Regions from separate parts of the Mus musculus genome. Here region 1 is linked to region 2. A link is a loop called in an ENCODE intact Hi-C map of the cell type or tissue named here. Cell type or tissue: heart. All regions are shown on one strand. Each heading gives the region's core, and the rest is flanking DNA. Links, peaks and the distances in the headings are about the cores only.

The links. Hi-C counts contacts between places; a loop is a spot of excess contacts. Peaks named below come from ENCODE experiments on the same cell type or tissue, not always from the same donor. Only the 100,000 strongest peaks of a DNase experiment are listed, where the experiment ranks them.
Region 1: a loop joins it to region 2, with 9 times the contacts of the local background. A loop is called at or near these places in 5 of 42 quality-filtered maps.

Annotation. Positions count from the first base shown.
Region 1 is chr3:32,694,455-32,704,928 of GRCm38, forward strand. No RefSeq gene overlaps it. Among named protein-coding and RNA genes, the nearest start is that of Actl6a, 8.9 kb to the right of the region's middle. In heart, for the core only: CTCF peaks have their summits at 3,959 (motif pointing left) and 4,161; a DNase peak (open chromatin) is centred at 3,957.
Region 2 is chr3:31,784,707-31,795,180 of GRCm38, forward strand. No RefSeq gene overlaps it. Among named protein-coding and RNA genes, the nearest start is that of Gm33886, 100 kb to the left of the region's middle. In heart, for the core only: a CTCF peak has its summit at 5,822 (motif pointing right); no DNase peak of the experiment used is centred there.

The DNA.
Region 1 (10,474 bases), core at 948-8,947, 910 kb after region 2:
ACACCAGCCTGCACTAATAGCCGTTAGGGTTATCGCGTTTATGAGGCAAGAGTTGTACAGCATAAAAGACCAAGGCTGGCATGTGAAACATATTCAGACAAGGAAACAGTGATATTTGTGTTGAGTTTGGACAGAAGGATTTGAAGTATGAATTGAATACTTGTATTGGATGATGTATTTTAACAGCTCCTGTGTGTGTGTGTGTGTGTGTGTGTGTGTGTGTATAAAGTTACAGCACTCCCTCTCCCTCTCCCTCTCCCTCTCCCTCTCCCTCTCTCTCTCCCTCTCCCTCTCTCTCTCCCTCTCCCCCTCTCTCTCTCTCTCTCCCTCTCTTGCTGGTGCTGGTATGCAAATATTGGTAATAGCTATGTAGCACCCTAAAATAACTTAACAATGTGTTAGAGAAGATGAAATGGGTGCAGAAATAAGTAGAATTTTAGAGGTATTTCAAGTGCTGCTTGAGTTCTTAAGAGAGAGTCATTCTATCCGTTTGGAGGATTACAGGACCAGGTAAGGCATGGGCTGTTTTCAGAGAAGCAGATTTGACTTAGATGTACAGGCGGGCAGGCATCGGGAATGCTGAGAGGACATAGTGCTGGGAGTAAAGCCACCACAGGAAGGCTTGGGGAGTGGCCAGGGGCCACTTTGGGTGACCCGGAGTCTATCTGAGAAGAGCTGGAGAGATGACACCACAATAAAGAGTGCGTACTGCTCTTGCGGAGGATTCACTTCCCAGCACCCGTGTGAGGCAGCTCGTAACCACCTATGATTCAAGCACCCTCTTCTGACCTCTGAGGGTTCCTGCACTCACATGAACTTACCCCTCACATATGCGGAATTAAAGTAAAATAAATACAACTTTAAAGAGTTACTGTGAGAGGCCAGGACACATGGGTGATGATATCACCTGAATTGATCTCATATGTTCAAGTCATAATCCTAGTACCTCAAGTGAGGCTACATGTGGAGATAATGTTTTAACAGATGTTACGACGTGGTCTTCAGAGTGGGTCCTAATCCAATATTGTAGAAGAGGAAGTTTGGGCACAGACATGCAAAAACATAGAGGAAAGACTTCATGGTGACATCGGGACAAGCAGCCAATGACAATTTGAGAGAAATGCAGCAGTCAACAGCTTGATCTCACGGTGCCAGTGACTTATTTGGTGTTTCTATTGCTGGGATAAAGGATAAAATATGTACATTATGGTGGTTTGAATGAGAATGGCTCCCAAAGGCTCATAGACTGAATGTTTGGTTGCCAGATAGTGAAACTGAGTAGGGTTAGGAGATGTGACCTTATTGAAGATGGTGTGGCCCCATTGGAGTAGGTGTGGCCTTTTGGAATGGGTGTGGCCTTTTGGAGGCGATGTGCCACTGGGCTTTAAGATTTCAAAAACCTATTCCAGGTTTAGTGTCTCTTTCCCTCTGCCTGATGCCTGTGGATTAGTATGTAAAGCTCTCAGCTGTTGCTTCGACACCATGCTTGTCCGCTCCCCAACAGAATGATAAAGAACTAATCCTCCAAAACTGTAAGCAGGCCCCCAATTAAATGCTTTTCTTTATACAATTTACAATTGTAGTTCATCACTGAGGGAAGGCAGGCTAGGAACTCAAGCAGGGAAGGAATCTTGAGGCAGGAATTGAAACAGAGACCATGGAGAAATGCTGATTGCTGGCTTGTCCCCCATGACTTGCTTAGCCTGCTTTCTTAAAAACCACTTATGACCACTTGAGGTGTGGCACCACCCACAGTGGGCCAGGCCCCTTCTACATTAATTATTGAGAAAATGTCGCTGGGCAGTGGTGGTGAATGCCTTTAATCCTAGCATTTACGAGGCAGAGGCAGGTGGGTTTCTAAGTTGGAGGCCAGCCTGGTCTACAGAGTGAGTTCCAGGACGGCTCGGGCTATACAGAGAAACCCTGTCTCGAACGTTCATCCCCCCCTCCCAAAAAAAAGAAAGTATTCCCATGGGTACACCTACAGGCCAATCTGATGGTAACATTTTTCTAAACCGTGGTTCCCTCTTCTTGATAACTCTACCTTGTGTCAAGAAGAAAACAAACAAACAAACAACAACAACAACAACAACAGATAACCACAATTAGTTAGGACAGGGCCCAGACTGATGAATCTTTTCATCTTGAACTTCCCCATCTGTGGCCCTTTAAGGTACTCTCAGGAGCCTAAGCCAGGTACGTTAGAGCTGTTCCCCGGGGTCTTGGATTCCATGAAAAGGAGTTTAGGCTAGACCCTGGGCAGGATTTGGTGGTGCTCTGGGCTGTGGAACAGCTCCATGACAATGTTGCCACTGATTCACATTAGTGGTACATCAGGGTGGCCCAAGGAGTTACTTTGCAGCATCCACTAATTACATATCGACCCTGCTCCCTACATGGTTATCGTGTCCTGTGTCCCAGGAGCTGCAGCAAATGAGCAAAGGTTTTGGTGTTTTGTTTTTGTGGTGAGAGCGCATAGACACAAACATTCATGTTATCTCACACATGGTTTTCAGTGCTGGTGTTGTCTTTTGAGGACCCCACTGTCTCCACTGCAGAATTGGACTGGTGTATTGTGAAGGAGCCTGCCGTTACCAAATTGTTAGTCCCCCCGGGGGAGAATAGGATCACTACCACACTTTAGAGACAAAATGGAAGGAAGCTTGATTTTATTGGGGTGCACCCAGGAGCTGGCCAGCGGCGACTATCTCTTATATCAGGTTAAAGAGAGCAGGGCATAGTCTATTTCTTGGACCCCTTCTAAGGAGTAGAATCACAATTGGTTTCAAATCAGGTTTACAGAAGAGAGACAATAAAGAAAAAGGAAATATAGAAAAAAAATCTCAAAAAAAATCACCATGTGGTCATCATGTGATTAGGGAAGGCTAAGGGGGGCTAGAATATCCTCAAAAATAAGTCAAGATCATGGCTCGAGGAAACAGACTTTAAAAACAGCAACTCGGCTCTTCTAGTAAATAAAAGCTTATTTTTAACAATACAGCATTATGGCTTCTGTCTTCAAAATGGAGTTAGGCTGGTTCCTCAAAATATCGTTTGCTTCCTCATAATCACTGATCTGTTAGTAAGATGGTTAGCAGAGCCCTTCTTATCCTAATGGCAAGACAGACATGTGTGAATCTGACTCAGTGTTTCAGTCAATATTCTATTGCTGTGAAGAGGCACCACGACCAAGGCAACTCTTACAAAAGAACACACTTAATTGGGACTTGCTTACAGTTTCAGAGGCTTAGTCCATTATTTGCATGGTGGCACGTAGGCAGACATGGTACCTGAGAGATATACAGCCAGATCTGAAGGCAACAGGGAGAGAGAGACACAGGGCCTGGTGTGAGCCTTTGAAACCCCAAAGCCCACCCCCAGTGACACACTTCTTTCAGCAAGGCCACACCTACTCCAGCAAGGGCATACCTCCTAATGCCTGTCTTAGTGCCTCTCCCTAGTGACCAAGTACTCAAATCTATGAGCCTGTGGGGGCCATTCCTATTCAAACCTCCATACCCTGTTTCTGTGTCTGAGAAGTTGAGATTCCAGTTACCTGTAATCTGAGCAGCGCTTGCACAGAAATGTCAGGGAACATAAGATGGTGCTTTCTATCATTCCTCATAATACATATATCTACACTAAAATGTCTATGTTGAAATTTGCCTTTCATAGTCACTTACTTTGTGTATTTTACAGTATGGAGTAATTCTAGGTATACCTATTTTTTAAGAGGAATTTTTTTTTTCTTTTTGGACGGAGATAGTCTTGCAAATTTGTTTCTTAGCGTTTGTATCTAACAGTTGAAGCCTTTCCAACAGTGGATTTAATAAACATGGAGGAAGAGGTCCTTGTGGTTATGTAGTGATAACTGAATTCCTTAATGTGCTTTGACAGGCTTGACTTGAGGAGAACTGGTGTGGTACCATAAGAACAGAAGACCAGCGCCCCCTTGTGTCGAAGCCAGAGGCTGCAGCAGGAACACAGAACATTCTTTATGCTTGGAGTACCAGGCTTTTGAAAGCGCAATGTCTATTGATTTGGACTCCGAGTCAGTCTCTGAGCACCCACTGTTGGGCCAGATGACTTCACTGTGGGACTTCACTGTTTATTGATGTAGTATCTGGGCTTAGGAAGAAATGCTCCAAGTGTGGATAAAGAGAACTGGTTTGCTTTGTCCTCGTACTGCAGAGGAACCAGCTCAGAGGCCCTCACATGCTGGTCATGTGCTCTGCCACTGAGCTGTGCGCCCATCCCAGGCACTTCTAGTTTTGATAAGGTGTGCCAGTGAGAAGGGACAGCCAATAGTCCTGAGGTTTCTTGCTCTTTAATCCTACTAGTATCAGTAACATTGACTGAGGCCTGGGGAAGACTGTAGACAGAAATCAGGCTTTAGGGGAGAAATAGCCATGCAGAAACATCTTGCAGCCTTCAGATAGTCTCCAGGATTCTGTGGTGTGCTGGGAATCAGACCCAATAATTTTATTTTTTTAATTCATTATATAGTAAGTAGTTTTCTAAATTTTAAAGACATATTTTTTTTTGGTATATAGATGCTTTCCCTGCTTGTATGTCTGTGCACCATGTATGTGAAGTGTTGAGGGAGGTCAGAAGGTGTCAGATCCCTAGGATCGGGAGTCTGGATGATCACAAGCCATCTTGTAGGTACTGGGCATTGTCCCTGGGTCTTCTAGAGAGCAACAAGTGCTCTTAAACACTGAACCAATTCTCTAGCCCCAAGTTTTCTAGTATTTAAGAATTAAAAAATACAAGCAGCAGCTGGGAATGGTGGCACACCCCTTTAATACCAGGACTTGGGGCAGGGGCAGGCAAATCTGTGAGTTAGAGGCCAGCTTGATCTATAGTGTAAGTTCCAAGGCAGACAGGCTACACAGAGAAACTCTATTTCCAAATATCAACAACTGACCAACTGACCGACCAACCAACCAACCAACCACCACAAGCTGCCATGATCTAAGTCTCACCTCAAAGGAAGCAATGCCATGACTGTGGAGTGTTCTCTTGGGCTGAACAGTTTTCCTTTAAGAGATTCTTCTAGCAATTCAATACTTTAGGGTCAATAATTTTAGCGTCTTGTTATCTTTTTTTTTTTTAATTAACTGTGGCATCGGAGTGCTTACTAAGCGTGAATGAAGCCTCAGGTCTGATCCCCTGCACAGTGTAAAGCCAGGTGTATCTGTGGTGGTGCCTGTAACAGTAGAACTCTGGAGGCAGAGACAGGAGGATCAGAAATTCAAGGCCATCTTCAGATAGATGGTGAGTTTAAGGCCAGCCTGGGTGTTAAGAGGTCTTGTTTCAAAATAAAGTATAATCAAAGGCTTAGTGTTGGGGCCAGCCAGCAGCTCACATGTCCGGGTTCGAGCCTGGAAGGCATCTTGGAACTGAAAGAAAAGAGAGAGCCTAGGCAGGTTGAGAAATAATGGAACCAAGACAAGTAGTCTGCTCAAGGTTCAAATTTTTAATGGTGGACACGCTTTATAAAAGAGGGAGGAAGTCCATTCCCGCCAATTCATCCTTGGAGCCTGGAACCAGCTGCAGGTGATGATGTGCAGGATAGGGCATAGTCTCCAGAGTAGCTCCGGGGCCTCTCAGCTGGTAGCAGTATCTTGAAGAGGAACAGCGACAGTGGCTCAACAATAGAGTGATCTAGGGAGGAAGGCTCCCCCCTAGATAATCTCCTTAGTGGCAGCAAGGTCAAGTTCTGGCTCAGCCTGCTTCAGGCTTATGGGAGGCTACATCTCCTCCCTGTTATTAATATTTTTAAAAAGCTGGACTGAGGCATAAAATTTATCTATGCTCCATAGTCCTGCCTGGGAATTATGGTGGCTGGCGGCCGTACCTGCCTGAGGATCTCAGATCCTCTCAAACCATCCAATTCCGTCATAGGAAGTTACATGCAGCTAGTTTGTGTTATAATTCACACAAACATGGCTCTGTGGTTTAATATCAACAGCCACGGCCTTTTGGCATGTACCCCCGTCTTAGATTGGTATGATCCGGGATCTGGTTGCCCGTCATTGACTAACTGGCCCTCATAGCGCACCTTATTCCCAAATCAGACCAAAGCCACAATATGTACTTATAATTCTTCTTGATGAAAATTAATAACTGCCACCTGCGCACTGTTAGGGGCGGGGATGCATGCCTGCTGCAGTCAAGCTGAAGGGCCTTGATTGACCTGCTTGAAAAACAAAGTCAAGACAGTGAAAGGCACAGTACAAAAGCTTCTTCGGAGGAAGACCAGGTACCCCATTCAATTGCAAATTAGCAATGATCAGGCTAGACTTAGAGCTCCTGGTGTGTGTGTGTGTGGGGGGGTGACTTTGAGAATTGCAGAAAGGCTTACAGCTTCCCTGTGAGTGGAGGCTGTGCTTTAATTTAACTTTTTGGCTAAAGAGGATTTTTAGCCATAATCAAGGTTAGAGTCATACTTACTAGAAGATTCAGGATCTGTGTCTAGTTGTTGAACTAAACTCTCAGGCAGCCATCGCGCTCCATCTTCTTTTTGTGAAAAAACACAGACCAAGCCCCTTTCCCAGATTAGGACCGGGTCTGGACCCTTCCATTCATTAGTAAATGGGTCCTGCCACTTTACCATGGCATAAGAACTAGAAGTAACTGGATGCCAGTGGCAATCCACTGCAGACTGACCTTTAACATCAGTTTGCAAAAAATTTAGAACAAATAAAGCAAAAGCAAGATGTGCCTTTGGTGACCTTGGCGGGGAGGGGGGGTATAACTGCCCCTGTTTTGTTTCTTAAAAGCCAATTTTTTAAAGTGCGATGAGCACGTTTAACTATTCCTTGTCTCATGGGGTTATAAGAAATTCCAGTTTTATGTTTGATGCCAAATTCTTTACAAAATGAAGTAATTTTTTTTTTTTTTTTTTTTTGCTAGAATAGGATGGCCCGTTATCTGTCTTAATAAGTTTAGGCAATCCCATGGCATTAAAGGTTTGTAGGCAATAATCAATTACATTTTTGGAGGCTTCTCCTGTATGCAGAGAAGCAAAAAGAAACCCTGAACAAGTATCAATACAAACATGTATATATTTTAATTTTCCAAATTCTGCATACTGAGTTACATCCACTTGCCAAATATGATTAGGCATGTGGCACTGGAGATAATGTAATACATTTAGGATATTGTTTTACAATCATTCTTGCCTACTCCTTAGTGATCTTAAGTCGGAGCCTTAAGGTCTGGCTAGAGAGATGAAATTTTTCATGATCATGTTTGGTCAAAGCAACAGGATCTGAAATTAAGGCTTCTCCTATTAGAGCTCTGTCGATGCAATCATTGCCTTCAGCTAAAGGTTCAGGAAGACCAGAATGAGATCGTATGTGGCCAATATAGAACGGGTGTTTTTGGGCAAGAATGATGTTTTGCAATTGTGAAAACAGGGATCCTGCTGGCGTATTAAACATACCACAGGTATCCAATAAGGATACCGATTGTGCAACATATAAACTATCAGTAAAAATATTAAAAGCCTCATGTACAGACTGAAAGACATCCAGTACTGCTGTTAATTCTGCTAATTGAGCTTAGAGACCAGGAGTCTTTATGATTACCTGTTGATTATTAATAAGATATCCAGCTTGCCCTTCAGAGGAGCCATCAGTAAAAATTAATAGAGCATTATAAAGGCTGTAAGGAAGTCATTTTAGGAAATATCACCTCATGTACATTCAAAAATTTTATCAACCTATCTTGAGGGTAGTGGCTGTCTATAGTTCTTTTAAATCCTATTTGAGCAAGCAACCAATCTGTACTATGCTGTTTCAGCCAAGTGTCTTGACTTACATTGTAAGGCTGAACAATAATATCTGGCTCTTTGCCAAAATAAGTTAGTGCCTGCTTCCTTCCAATGATAATCATCTGGGCTACTGCTTCATAATATGGCAAGATATTGCGTTTAGGAGAAATCCTCGAATGTATCCACATTAGAGGAGACTTTTGCCATAACAATCCTGTAGGCATATGAATAGTATTAAAAATTAACAGATGTAACAGCAAGGAGTAATCTATATAAGTGACAAATTGCTCTTCAATAGCTTTTTTCCACTAGTTGTAAGGCCAGCAATCCTTCTGAGGTTAGGGATCTAGGGGAGGTAGGATCAGAACTCCCTTTTAGAATATCAAATAAAGGTTTCAACTCCCCTGTAGTGAGCTTTAAATAGGGGTGAAGCCAATTAACATCACCTAACAATTTTTGAAAATTATTCAAATTCCTTAAGTTGTCTCTGCAAATAACTATCTTCTGGGGGAAAAACAGCTTGATCAGTAAGTCTAAAGCCCAAATAATTATAAGGATCCTGAGTTTGTATCTTTTCAGGAATTATCTGTAATCCTTTTTCAGCTAAAGCTTTTTGTAAATCTCTATAACACAAAAGCAAATTCTGGGGGTCTTTTCCAGGCAACCCAGGACAATTTCTTTTTTTTTTTTCTTTCTTTCTCTTTTTTTTTTTTTTTTTGGTTTTTCGAGACAGGGTTTCTCTGTATAGCCCTGGCAGTCCTGGAACTCACTTTGTAGACCAGGCTGGCCTCGAACTCAAAAATCCACCTGCCTCTGCCTCCCGAGTGCTGGGATTAAAGGCGTGCCCAACCACGCCCGGCTCCACAATTTCTTAACTGTCCAAAAACAGCCTTTTTAAAGGAACAGTATTTTTTCTTATGTATAGCATAAGCAATTGCAAGCTTGAGAATTAATAGCATTTGAGGGATGAACAATTTTAAGCAATTGTAAGCTCTGATATATATATATTAATAAAGATACAAATTATTGATTATTCAACATTTTAAAACACCATCTACAGCACACAATTTAATTATATGTGTTGAAGCAGGGGGAAGCTCAAAAGAATAAGCGTGTGATCCAATTCACATATACTTTTCTCCCATAAGAGGGTTGTTTTTAAACACAGTAAATGGGATGCATGCATGCATGAATTTATAGAAGATACAAAAGCATACATAAAAACAATTTTAAATTTATCTTTGGGATATAGATTGTCAATTTTATTTTAAATGATGATATGGTTTTTAAGACGCAATTTTCATTATAGTTTTTCTAAAATATATGAATTTATCTTACAGTTCTTTGTTAGCACCACAGCAGCCTCAATAGGATGCTGAAACTTTACTTTGAGGTGAAGAAGGATGACTTTACAACAATGTTTTCTCTAGCCAAGGAATTGTTGTGGGCACATTTAATAACCAATAACTAAAATAGGCAGCTAATATTTAATTACCATTGATTATAATTGATAATTATAAAAGCTTTCTTTAATTTCTGCAAGGCCTTTTGTTTTTTGCCAGTTAATTTGTGTCTCACTTAATAGCACCTGACAAAGGCTTAAGTTCTCCTGTGGTGAGTTTAAAGTGAGGTCTTAGCCAATTAACATCTCCTGGAAGCTTTTGAAAATAAAATTTTGAAGCAAATCAATTTTTCCTTCTTAGATTTTTCTGGACCACGATTTTCTAGTATAGCTAAAAACCTAAGTATGAAAAGATATTGCCTCTGAATCTTAAGGAATCTTCTCTGAAGGCAGGGAGAGGTGAGGTCCCAGGAACTTCCCCAGTCACGGTTTGCGAAACAAAAGAAATGCCACACAAACCTCACTGAGGCTGCTCTGAGCTGAGCACTGTGTCTACCCAAACGCAAACATTTCTCAATCTGAGCACTCTGCCAGAGTCCTGGCCCAAAGCTTATCCCTGTTTTGAAGTATCTTTTTTTTTTTTTTTTTTTAGATTTATTTATTTATTGTATGTATGTAAGTACACTGTAGCTGTCTTCAGACACTCCAGAAGAGGGCGCCAGATCTCATTACAGATGGTTGTGAGCCACCATGTGGTTGCTGGGATTTGAACTCAGGACCTTCGGAAGAGCAATCAGTGCTCTTAATCGATGAGCCATCTCTCCAGCCCCTTGAAGTATCTTTAAAGACTTGTTTTCCTGGGTTCGCTCCTGCCACATGTTGTTTAGAATGACTCTAACTCTGAGTTTCCAATTTTAAGCTAACTTTCTGTTACAAGCAAAAGGCTGCCTGTCCCTTTAGGAGCTGCATTTGCAATCAGCTCCCAGCAGGGCTTTTCCATTCACACTAGCGCTTCTCTAAATTTTCACATAGCTCTAAACACATACACAAAACACACAAAACAGAAACCAACAGATCCAGACACATGCAACCCTTACTCGTCCTCCACGAGCAGGCAAAAGAATTAGAAGGGTAAGCTTCCATTTCATAAACAAAACTTGGTCCCTCTGACCGATCTCTGGAGACTGCCAGATGTCTCTGGCTCTCCCCACTCCCCAGGGCATCCCCTGGTGAGGTGATGGTTTTCCTAGCACATCTGCTGACCACAGTCCTCCGGTCCTTACAGCCCGAAGGGACAGCTGCAAATACCAAGCGCGTGTGTCAGAAAACCCCATCGTCTATAAACACCAGAG
Region 2 (10,474 bases), core at 905-8,904:
CTCTCTGCAGAAGACCTAAAGAATCCAAGGAAGGAGCTACTGACAGTTAGTGGCTTCTGGGGAGGGAGAATCAGCTTCCATTAAGGTATGACCCTGGTATGCTGACCCACTCCAGGGGATGACCCACATCCTTGTGTACATACGCAACAGAAGTTGGACTTGGTGTGTTATATTTGAGAGTTGATGGAGAGGCGGGGTATGAGTTTTGGAGGACTTAGAGGGAGTAGTGAGAGGTTGGATGTGATCAAAATGTATTGGATGAAATTCTTAAAGAATTAATGAACAATATAATATTTTTTAAAGAGAGCTCTTCCCCATAAAATTGGATCATCTGAGGAAACTTCAAAGAAATTCAAAGCCAAAGTTTCTAGTTGAAAGGTACATACAATCTTTAATAAAACTCTTTGATTTGACAGTTCATTAGATTTTAGAATTATTAAAATTACATACATTAATGTTAATCCCTCTCCAAAAATCAGATTATTCTCTCTTTCTCTAATATAGCCCTGTGAGAAACCAGCAGGAAAGAAACTACAGGAGCAGTTCCATCACACATGTGGAAAAATGTATTATCCCAATAGCATGTACAAGGGGAAACTCAGTGCATTATCTGCTTCCTGTCGTTAGCATAATAACGAAATTCCCGGTTCTCTCCAGTTCCTAGGAACCAAACAAAGCCAGGCATCCATCTTCTCTCTGGTGGCTCCGAATGTGGCTATGTCTCTTCATCTGGCCCACACTCAGCACCAATACTGCACAAAAAATAGAGAAGAGCAGGTGTCTGTGGAATGTCTTTTCAGAGCATCCTCCTCCTCTAATATTTGCAGGTGGGATTCAGGTAATTTCCAAGAATCATCTTTTTCCTCAAATAAGGGGAAAGGACAGAATTAGGGGAAAAGAAAGTTCTACGGTTTCATAAGCTTCGTGGGGTGGGGGGCTCACATAGGAGTGTTGAGTTGAGGCACCCTCCACCCAAGATAATGCTTCTCCCAGAAGCCATATTTGCAAAATACAGAGCCCAATGCTAGGCTTAGGATAATCCCCTCCCAGTTGTTGGTCGCAGTCTTTTGAACATGTAGTCCATTCTGTATTCCTCAGTTAACATCTTAGTCTACTCTGCTGCTATAACATAGTATCATGGGTTATGTGTCTTAGCTTCATGCCTTCTAGTGTGATAAAACACCCTGACAACTTACGAGGGGAAGGGTTTATTTGACCAGTCATCCATATTCCAGGTTATGGTCCATACCTGTAGGAATGAAGACAGTGAAAACTTGGAGCAGCTAGTCACATTACATCTACAGTGAAAAGCAGAAATCTGTGAGCTGAATCAATGTGTGCATTCTAGTGTTCAGCTTCCTTCATACAGTCTAGGATCTACAGCCCAGAAAATAGTGCCACCCACCATTTACAGATCATCTCCCTTAATTAACATAAATTAGACAATCTCCCTCAGCCACATCCATGGGCTAATGTGGTGTACACAATCCCTCATTTAGACTCCCTTCCTAGTGATTTTATGTTGTGTTAAAGTGACAAGTAATACCTATAAACAAATGAGATAATGTACAAAGAATAAGAAACAATACCAACAAACAAATAGAATAATGTACAAAGAATAACAATTAATACCAACAAACACATGGGATAATGTACAAAGAATAACAATACCATCAAACATATGGGATATTGTACAAAGAAAGGGTCTTATATCTTACAGTTACTTTCCAGAAGTCCAGGGCCAAGCCATCAGCATCTGCCTTCTTGTACTCAAGGAGACTGGGCTATACTTCAGCTTTAAGCTGAAAGACTGTTTTCAAAGAGCAAAATCATCCACAATAGCATAAAATGTGAAAAATGTGTTTGTTACCTGACAGATTAAAAGGAACACCTGTTTATTGTTTATTGTGTGAGTGGAGACATGAAAATCTCAGCAGGAACAGGTGTGTCAGGTGACAAAGTCTCCTCTACTCTTCACATTTCTTGTCAAGAAATATATTCCCAGTGGTACCACTGCTTCAGGGCACTCTGAAGTATCAAAATGGTGGGTCTATGGGGCCTCAAGCATGAACTCTCCCTGCCGCTCACACAGACATACCAGGATATAAGCTGGCTACCCGAAGCACACTAAGTCACTACCCCTTGAAATGTTGACTTATAGATAGCTACTTGTGGGACTGTGAAAGGCAGCCTATTTTGATTGAGTGAGGCTTGCTCCAGAGACCCAGTAGAAAACTCTACAAGGGACAGAACACTGCGCCCCGTTCCCAGAGACAGGTGCCTGACACCACAGAGCACCCAACTCCATAATTCTGTGACTATCAATCATGCAGAGAAAGCCCTAAGCTCCTGGCATTCTAGCTAGTCTAGACCCTCACAGTTACCTGACAATAGCCACATATGCTCCTCCCCACAAATACCCTGCAACTACAAGATAGCCCCGCCCACTACAAAAGGGGCTGCTTGGCCCCTCCTCTCTCTCTTAAGCTCTCACCTTTCTTACTCTCATCTCTAGTTCTCCTTTTCTCCCTCCTTTCCCCCCTTCTCTCCACTTGGCCATGGCCAGCCTCTCTCTTTCTTTTACAATACCTTCTCTCTTTCTCTCTGCCTTTCTACAATAAAGCTCTAAAACCATAGACCATCTCTGCTCATCAAGGCCATACTTGAATGATGGGATAGGCTTTCCCCTAAAGAGCCTTATCTAATTTTCTGAGGAACCGGCCGACTGATTTCCAGAGTGGTTGTACAAGCTTGCAATCCCACCAACAATGGAGGAGTGTTCCTCTTTCTCCACATCCTAGCCAGCATCTGCTGTCACCTGAATTTTTGATCTTAGCCATTCTGACTGGTGTAGCAAACTCAGAAGTGGATGCTCACAGTCAGCTATTGGATGGCTCACAGGGCCCCCAATGGAGGAGCTAGAGAAAGTACCCAAAGAGCTAAAGGGATCTGCAACCCTATAGGTGGAACAACAATATGAACTAACCAGTACCCCCTGGAGCTCGTGTCTCTAGCTGCATATGTATCAGAAGATGGCCTAGTCGGCCATCAGTGGAAAGAAAGGCCCATTGGTCTTGCAAACTTTATATGCCTCAGTACAGGGGAACGCCAGGGCCAAGAAGTGGGAGTGGGTGGGTAGGGGAGTGGGGGAGGAGGGTATGAGGGACTTTTAGGATAGCATTGGAAATGTAAATGAAGAAAATACTTAATAAATAATAATAATAATAATAATAATAATAATAATAATAATAATAATAGCCTTGTCTAACCTCCTGCTGGAAAGCTTTCCTGCACTCCAGCCATGGACCAGACCAAAGACACTCGTCCACATGGGCACAAGCCAGTGCCACCTCTCTCCATGCTCTCCCCTCTCTTCTGCCTGAGGCTGTTCAAGCCCCTTTCTCCAGAGACTTGAAGATCTTGTCACACAGATCTTTCACTTGTTTTGTTAGAGTCACACCAAGATACTTTATATAGTTTGAAACTATTGTGACCAGTGTCATTTCCCTAATTTCTTTCTCAGCCTGATTATCCTTTGAGTAGAGGAAGGCTACTGATTTGTTTGAGTTTAATTTTATATCCAGCCACTTTGCTGAAGTTGTTTATCAACTTTAGTTCTCTGGTGTAATTTTTGGGGTCATTTAAGTATACAATCATATCATCTGCAAATAGTGATATTTTGACTTCTTTCTTTCCAATTTGTATCCCTTTGATCTCCTTTTGTTGTCTAATTGCTCTAGCTAGAACTTCGAGTACTATATTGAATAGATAGGAAGAGAGTGGGCAGCCTTGTCTAGTCCCTGATTTTAGTGGTATTGCTTCAAATTTCTCTCCACTTAGCTTGATGTTGGCTACTGGTTTGGTATATATTGCTTTTATTATGTTTAGGTATCAACATCCTTAGTCATCAGGGAAATACAAATCAAAACAATCCTGAGATTCCACCTCACACCAGTCAGTTTTAAAATCTAAAACTCAGGTGACAGCAGATGCTGGCAAGGATGTGGAGAAAGAGGAATACTCCTCTATTGCTGGTGGGATTGTATACTTGTATAAACACTCTGGAAATCAGTTCCTCAGAAAATTGGACATAGCACTACCCGAGGATCCAGATGTGTCACTCCTGGGCATATACCTAAAAGATTCTCCAACGTATAACCAGAACACATGCTCCACTATGTTCAGAGCAGCCTTATTCATAATAGCCAGGAGCTGGAAAGAACCCAGATGTCCTTCAACAGAGGAATGGATACAGCAAATATGGTACATTTACACAATGGAATACTACTCCACTATTAAAAACAATGAATTCATGAAATTCTTAGGCAAATGGATAGAACTAGAAAATATCATCCTGAGTGAGGTAACCCATTTGCCAAAGAACACACATGGTATGCACTCACTGATAAGTGGATATTAGCCCAAAAGCTCCAAATAATCAAGATACTATTCACAGATTATAAGAAGTTCAATAAGAAGGAAAACCAAAGTGTGGGTGCTCAGTCTTTCTTAGAAGGAGAACAAAATACTCACAGGAGCAATTATGGAGCTAAAGTGTAGAAAAGAGACTACAGGATTGGCCGTCCAGAGGCTTTCCCGAGATCCATCCCATATACAGTTACCAAACCTAGACACTATTGTGGATGCCAAGAAGTGCATGCTGGAAGGAGCCTGATATGATTGTCTCCTGAGAGGCCCTGCCAGAGCCTGACAAATGCAGAGAGGTGCAGGCTCACAGCCAACCATTGGACTGAGCCAGTGTCCCCAATAGAGGAATTAGAGAGAAAGGAATAAAGGAGTTGATTTGGTTTGCAATCCCAGGAAGAAAAACAATATCAACCAACCAGAACCCCCCCCCACCCCTCTCAGAGATCCCAGGGACTAAGCCATAAACAAAGGAGTACACATGACTCCAGCTGCATATGTAGCAGAGGATGGCCTTGTCATGCATCAGTGGGAGGAGAGGTCCTTGGTCCTATGAAGGCTTGATAGATGCCCCAGTGTAGAGGAATTGAGGGCAGGGAGGTGGTTTGGGGTGGGTGGGTGGAAGAAAACTCTCATAGAAGCAGGGGGAGGTAGGATGGGATAGGCTGAAACCAGGAAAAGAGATAATATTTGAAATGTAAGTAAAGAAAATATCCAATAAAAACTAAAAAAATAAAGATTGAGTTTTTAGGAAAGGGAGCATGGTGGCAGCAGTTGCAATAAAGGCAATTTTTAGGAAGTAGTTTATATCTGCTAGCAAAGAATTTATATTAAGTTGGTAGATATAGTATGCATAAAAATATTTAGCAAAGGTCATCAGACAGGCCTGTGCTTATGAGGACCATGAGCCTGCCTAACCCTCAGCTTCTGCCGCCTGGAAACATTAAAGATTTTCCAGCAAAGACTTCTAGCTTTTCAGTGAGCACTGGCCCTTCTTATCCATTTGTAGCCATTAATAGCCTTTATTCCCATTGAGGCCTATTGGTGATGGGAAGTTCTCAGAGAGTTGGTCATTGACTACACAACTGGACCGATACTACAGTGAAGCAGAAAGAAAACAGCCTTTGATTTGGAAATTGGTTAATTTAACAATCTGAGCAGAACCTAGAAAGTATAAATTAATATTTTTGTCTGGGCAAACACTAAAAGCAAGTGAATAATAAAAGTAAATTTAAATCAAATTCTGAAGTAAGTTCCCCCAAGGCTTTAAAAATTCAGTTAACTGTCCTTTGCTTTGCTTGTTTCTCTGTAATTTAAATTGCCAGTACACCTGCTTAGATGTAACCACTGTACAGAGAACAGAGAATAAGCTCACAATTACTGGAAATGTCCACAAGGTGTCAGCCTTGGGCCAAAAATGATAAACCTAACACTTAAAGGTGGTTTAAATTTTTTAAACTGAAGCTTTTTAAAATTTACTTTTTTGTGTATTCACTTTACATGCAGATCGTACCCCTCCCGATTCCTCCTCTCCTGCAATCCCGCCCTTACAAATTCCTCCTCCTCCTCCCCCATTACTCCCTCCCATTCTCCTCAGAGAAGGGGAAGCACCCGTGGGTACCACCCCACCTGGGACATCTAGTTGCCATAGGCCCTAGTTCCTCCTCTCCCATTAACATCCCCTCCCCCCAGGTAGTCCATCTAGGAGAAAGGATCCAATGCCAGGAACTGACTCAGAGACAGGTCCCTCTCCAATTGTTAGGGGACCCACATGAAGACCAGGCTGCACATCTGTTAGAAATGTGTAAGGTGACTAGGTCCAGCCCCTGAATGCTCTTTGGTTGATGGTTCAGTCTCTGTGAGCCCCTACGGGCCCAGATTAGTTGACTCTTTAGGCTTTCTGTGGTGTCTTTGATCCCACCAGCTCACTCAATTCTATCTCCCACTATTACAAGATTCCCCAAGCACCGCTTGATGTTTGCCTGTGGGCCTCTGCATCTGCTTTCAGGAGACGGTTCTGTTAGGCTTCTGTCTGTAAGCCCAGCAAAATATCATTAACCATGTCATGGATTGGCTGTCTTACAAGGGATTGTGTTTCAAGTTGGGCCAGTCATTGGCTGGCCCTCAATCTCTGCTTCATCTTTAGATCTGCGCATCTTATAGGCAGGACACAGTTTGGGTTAAAGGTTTTGTGGGTGGATTGATGCCCTGCTCCCCCCACTGTAAGTCCCACCTGGCTATAGGAAGTGGCCACTTCAATCTCCATATTCCCCCACTGCTAGAAGTCTCAGCCAGGGTCACTCCCATAGAGTCCCAGGAACCTCCCCCATCCCAGGTCTCTAGCTACTCCCAGAGATGCCCCAATCTGTTGCCACTCTCATTCCCAGACTTCTCCCACAGTCCCACCCCACACCTGATCATCATCCCAGTTACCGTACTCACCCCCTCTTCCACCCGTTTCCCTCTCTCCATCTACCACCAATGACTATTTTTTGTTTCCCCTTCAGAGTAAGATTCACATATCCTCCCTTGGGACCTCCTTATTAGTTGGTTTCTTTGGGTCTGTGAATTGTAGCATGGTTATCCTGTACCTTATGTTTAATGTCCAGTTTTGTACTTTCTGGGTTTGGGGTCCTTGCTCAGGATAATATTTTCCAATTCCATCCATTTGCCTGAATATTTTCACAATGCCTTTGTTTTTAATAGCTGAATAGAATTCCATTGTGTAATCATACGACATTTTCTTTATGCATTCTTCAGTTAAGGGACATCTAGTTGTTTCTAGTTTCTGGCTATTATAAACAAAGCTGCTATGATCATAGTTGAACAAGTATCCTCGTGGTACGGTGATACATTTTGGGGGGTATATGCCCAAGAGTTCTATAGCTGGGTCTTAGGTAGAACTACTCCAAATTTTCTGAGAAACGGACAAATTGATTTCCAAAGAAGTTGTACCTGTTTGCACCCCACCAGCAATGGAGGAGTATTCACCTTTCATCACATCCTCACCAGCATGTGGTTTTGAGTCACTTGAATCTTTGTATTACCATTCTGATGAGTATAAGATGAAATCTCAGTGACATTTTGATTTACATTTCCCTGATGACTAAGAATGTTGGCTCTTTCTAAGTTGCCATCTTGGCTTTCTGGGTTTTTGATCTATAGTAATGTTGTCCTTCTATATGTTGAGTTACTGGTAGCTGAACCTTAAGCAAAGATCCTCTCTGTCTTTGCACCATGTACTGAACATGACTTTTCTGACTTGGGGCTGGGTGCAGTACCTAGCATGAGGATGTACATCTCTAGCTCTGAAATTTTCCTCTTACACTTTAAGGGTGGCAAACCCCATTCTTGTTTGTGTAGGGTTATCTGGGTCTAGCAATGAAAGGCCAGAATCCAAGGAAACTCTTTAGGCACAGACCAGTTCAGATGGTAAATGTGAGTACAGCACTGAGTACAAGATCTATAATAACAGAGAAGTACATCTCTGCCCCTGACTCTCAGCACGTTTCTTGAGAAGGAAATTAGGTTAATTGAGAAGGGGGAGGCTACCCTAAATATGGGTAGCACTGCTCAGTGAAATGGGTGAATAAAAAGGAGACAACTAGCTAAGCAATAGCATTCATCTCTCCCTGCTTTCTGACCATAGATGTGATGTAACCAGCTACCTCATGCCACTGCCATCATGCCTTCTCCACCATGATGGACTGTACCCACAAACTGTGTGCCAAAATAAAGCATCTATTCTATTCCTTTGTTCCTTATGTCAGGTGTTTATTTCACCCCAGAAAGAGAAAAGTAGCTCACACAGTGAACCACCATAAGTTCACGTTCTAACCATTCAATCTTGACTAAGGTTTCTAAACCCTCAATGCACGGGAAGGGAACATAAGAAAACAGCCACTAAACAAAGTGCATGTACAGTGCCTGGTACGGAGTGATAATTCCTGATAATAACTACCCTGTGGCCTCTTAGCATTTAATACCCCCATGACATCCAGAGCTTCTAGAACTGTGCTTCCTTTCTGCCACTCCTTTCCAAGAAAGAAAACATACATCACTAAGCCCAAGACCGAATCCTGGCACAACTCCCAAATTCTATCTACCCTTGCTTTTCTTATACTGCTTGTTTCTACATAGTCAGGGCTTTAACTGGGGGGGGGGGGGGGGGGGGCTTCTGCGAATGGTTCATAAGCAGCAGTGACCTGTCTGACAGCTCGCACTCCCTAAGCCTCAGGGACCATTAGAACACCCCTTTCAAAGAGACACAGTGACAGACCTTGGGCCCAGTCAGGAGAGTCTAAACCTAAGGTCTGCGTGTAGTGGGAAATATACAATTGGATTACATTCACCAGTACAGCAAGAATCAAGCCTTGAGAATAATTGTGTTGACTTGGCCAATAATCCTTCTCAATCCAACTGTATCTAATATCCTGTGCAATTAACAGCCATCTTCCACCCAAGCATTTAATGGCTGTCATGTTTGACTACACTTTGACGTGGATATCTTTATCATCGTTGTAAATAATTGCATTCTTCTCCTTTATAAAATCAAGACAGAGATTTCGCTTCTGTTTAATCTTATGCGATTGTTTTTTTTTTTCCAACAAGGGAAGCATGATTATCAGTCACATCTGTTGTATTCTTTCCATCTTGTGCATGCTTGTGCTTACGTTCCATCACATTAAAATGCATGCGCATGTTTGCTCACTGAGGAAAACTTGCCAAGACTTTCCGGCTCTACATCATCTACAGCTTACTTACAGCCAACTCTCCAGAACTGAAATTGGTCTACATTATTTCTGTCCACTGAGTTACTTGGGTTTAAGCTTCCTTTAGCACTGTCTATCTTCTCTCATTTAATTTTTCGGCTTTGCCATTTAAAGTGAAATCAATATCTGGACAGCAGGATTTTTGCCCTTGTCCTCCTAATTTAAAATATTACTCTTAACAGCTTGATAATTGATCAGTTTTCAGGAAAAACCAGTGGCAAATCTTTCAGTACATCTCTCTACATAGTTCAAGTCCAACTTTTCCTAGCATTTGACTAGAGTGATAAACATCGTTCTCCCCACACCCAGTCCCCCCATGGGAGAGGGATACAGGGTGGCTTCTTCAAGCATTGTATCAAACACTCTCACCCATCTGTGGCATACTGGCAGACAAGAGAGTCCTAGTCCAATGAGGCAGGGACTCACTTTAAAAGAATGTCTGTTCATTAAAATTCTTTTGCATTTAGATTCTTGATCCATATGCTGTGACTACACAGAAAGTATGGGACACTCCAAATGTCACAACAGATAATCACTCTACTAACTTACAAGCTTTGAGTTTTGTGACTGAGTGATTTGAATCTCATGGAGTGACTCTGGAAACCAGGTGGTAGTGAAGCCCAGTGCTTTTGATTCTGAGCCAATCAAGGAGTTGCATGGTGAGGATGGAGATGTAGAGCTTGAAGGTGGACAGACAGAGATATTCCTGGTATTTCGTTCCATATCTGCCAACTGCGTCAGTGGTCCTGGGCACTCACAATTGCCAGTAATCTGTCCATTGCATCAGGGACAATAGAATGCACACACTTAATAAGGATATAGACTTACTCATACTTCATCAGTCAAGCAGTAATAGATCCATTGGCTTTTAAAAAGATGAGTATATGGTTATATTATGGCCAGAGTCTAAAAATTCCCTTACAGCTCATGTTTTCAATATTTGGTCCAAAGCTTCTGAGACTTCTTTGAAAGTTATGGAGCCATTCAAAGGTGGAGTCAGGTTTGTGAAAATAGGTTGCTAGGAGAGGGTCTTTGAAGGCCACAGCCATTCTAGTTCAGGGCTTCTAGCTTTCTGTTCTCTTTCTTCTCTGTCTGCTACCGTGTGAACCAAATGACACCTCATGTTCCCTCTTCCACAGGCTTCCCCATGCCCTCCTCACCATGATAGACAAGTCCTTTTGAAACCTTCCCTGAATAAATAATGAATAAATCTCCCCTTAGGTTGTTTCTGTCAGGTGTTTTGTCACACCCACAAGAAAAGAAACAAATACAGCCAT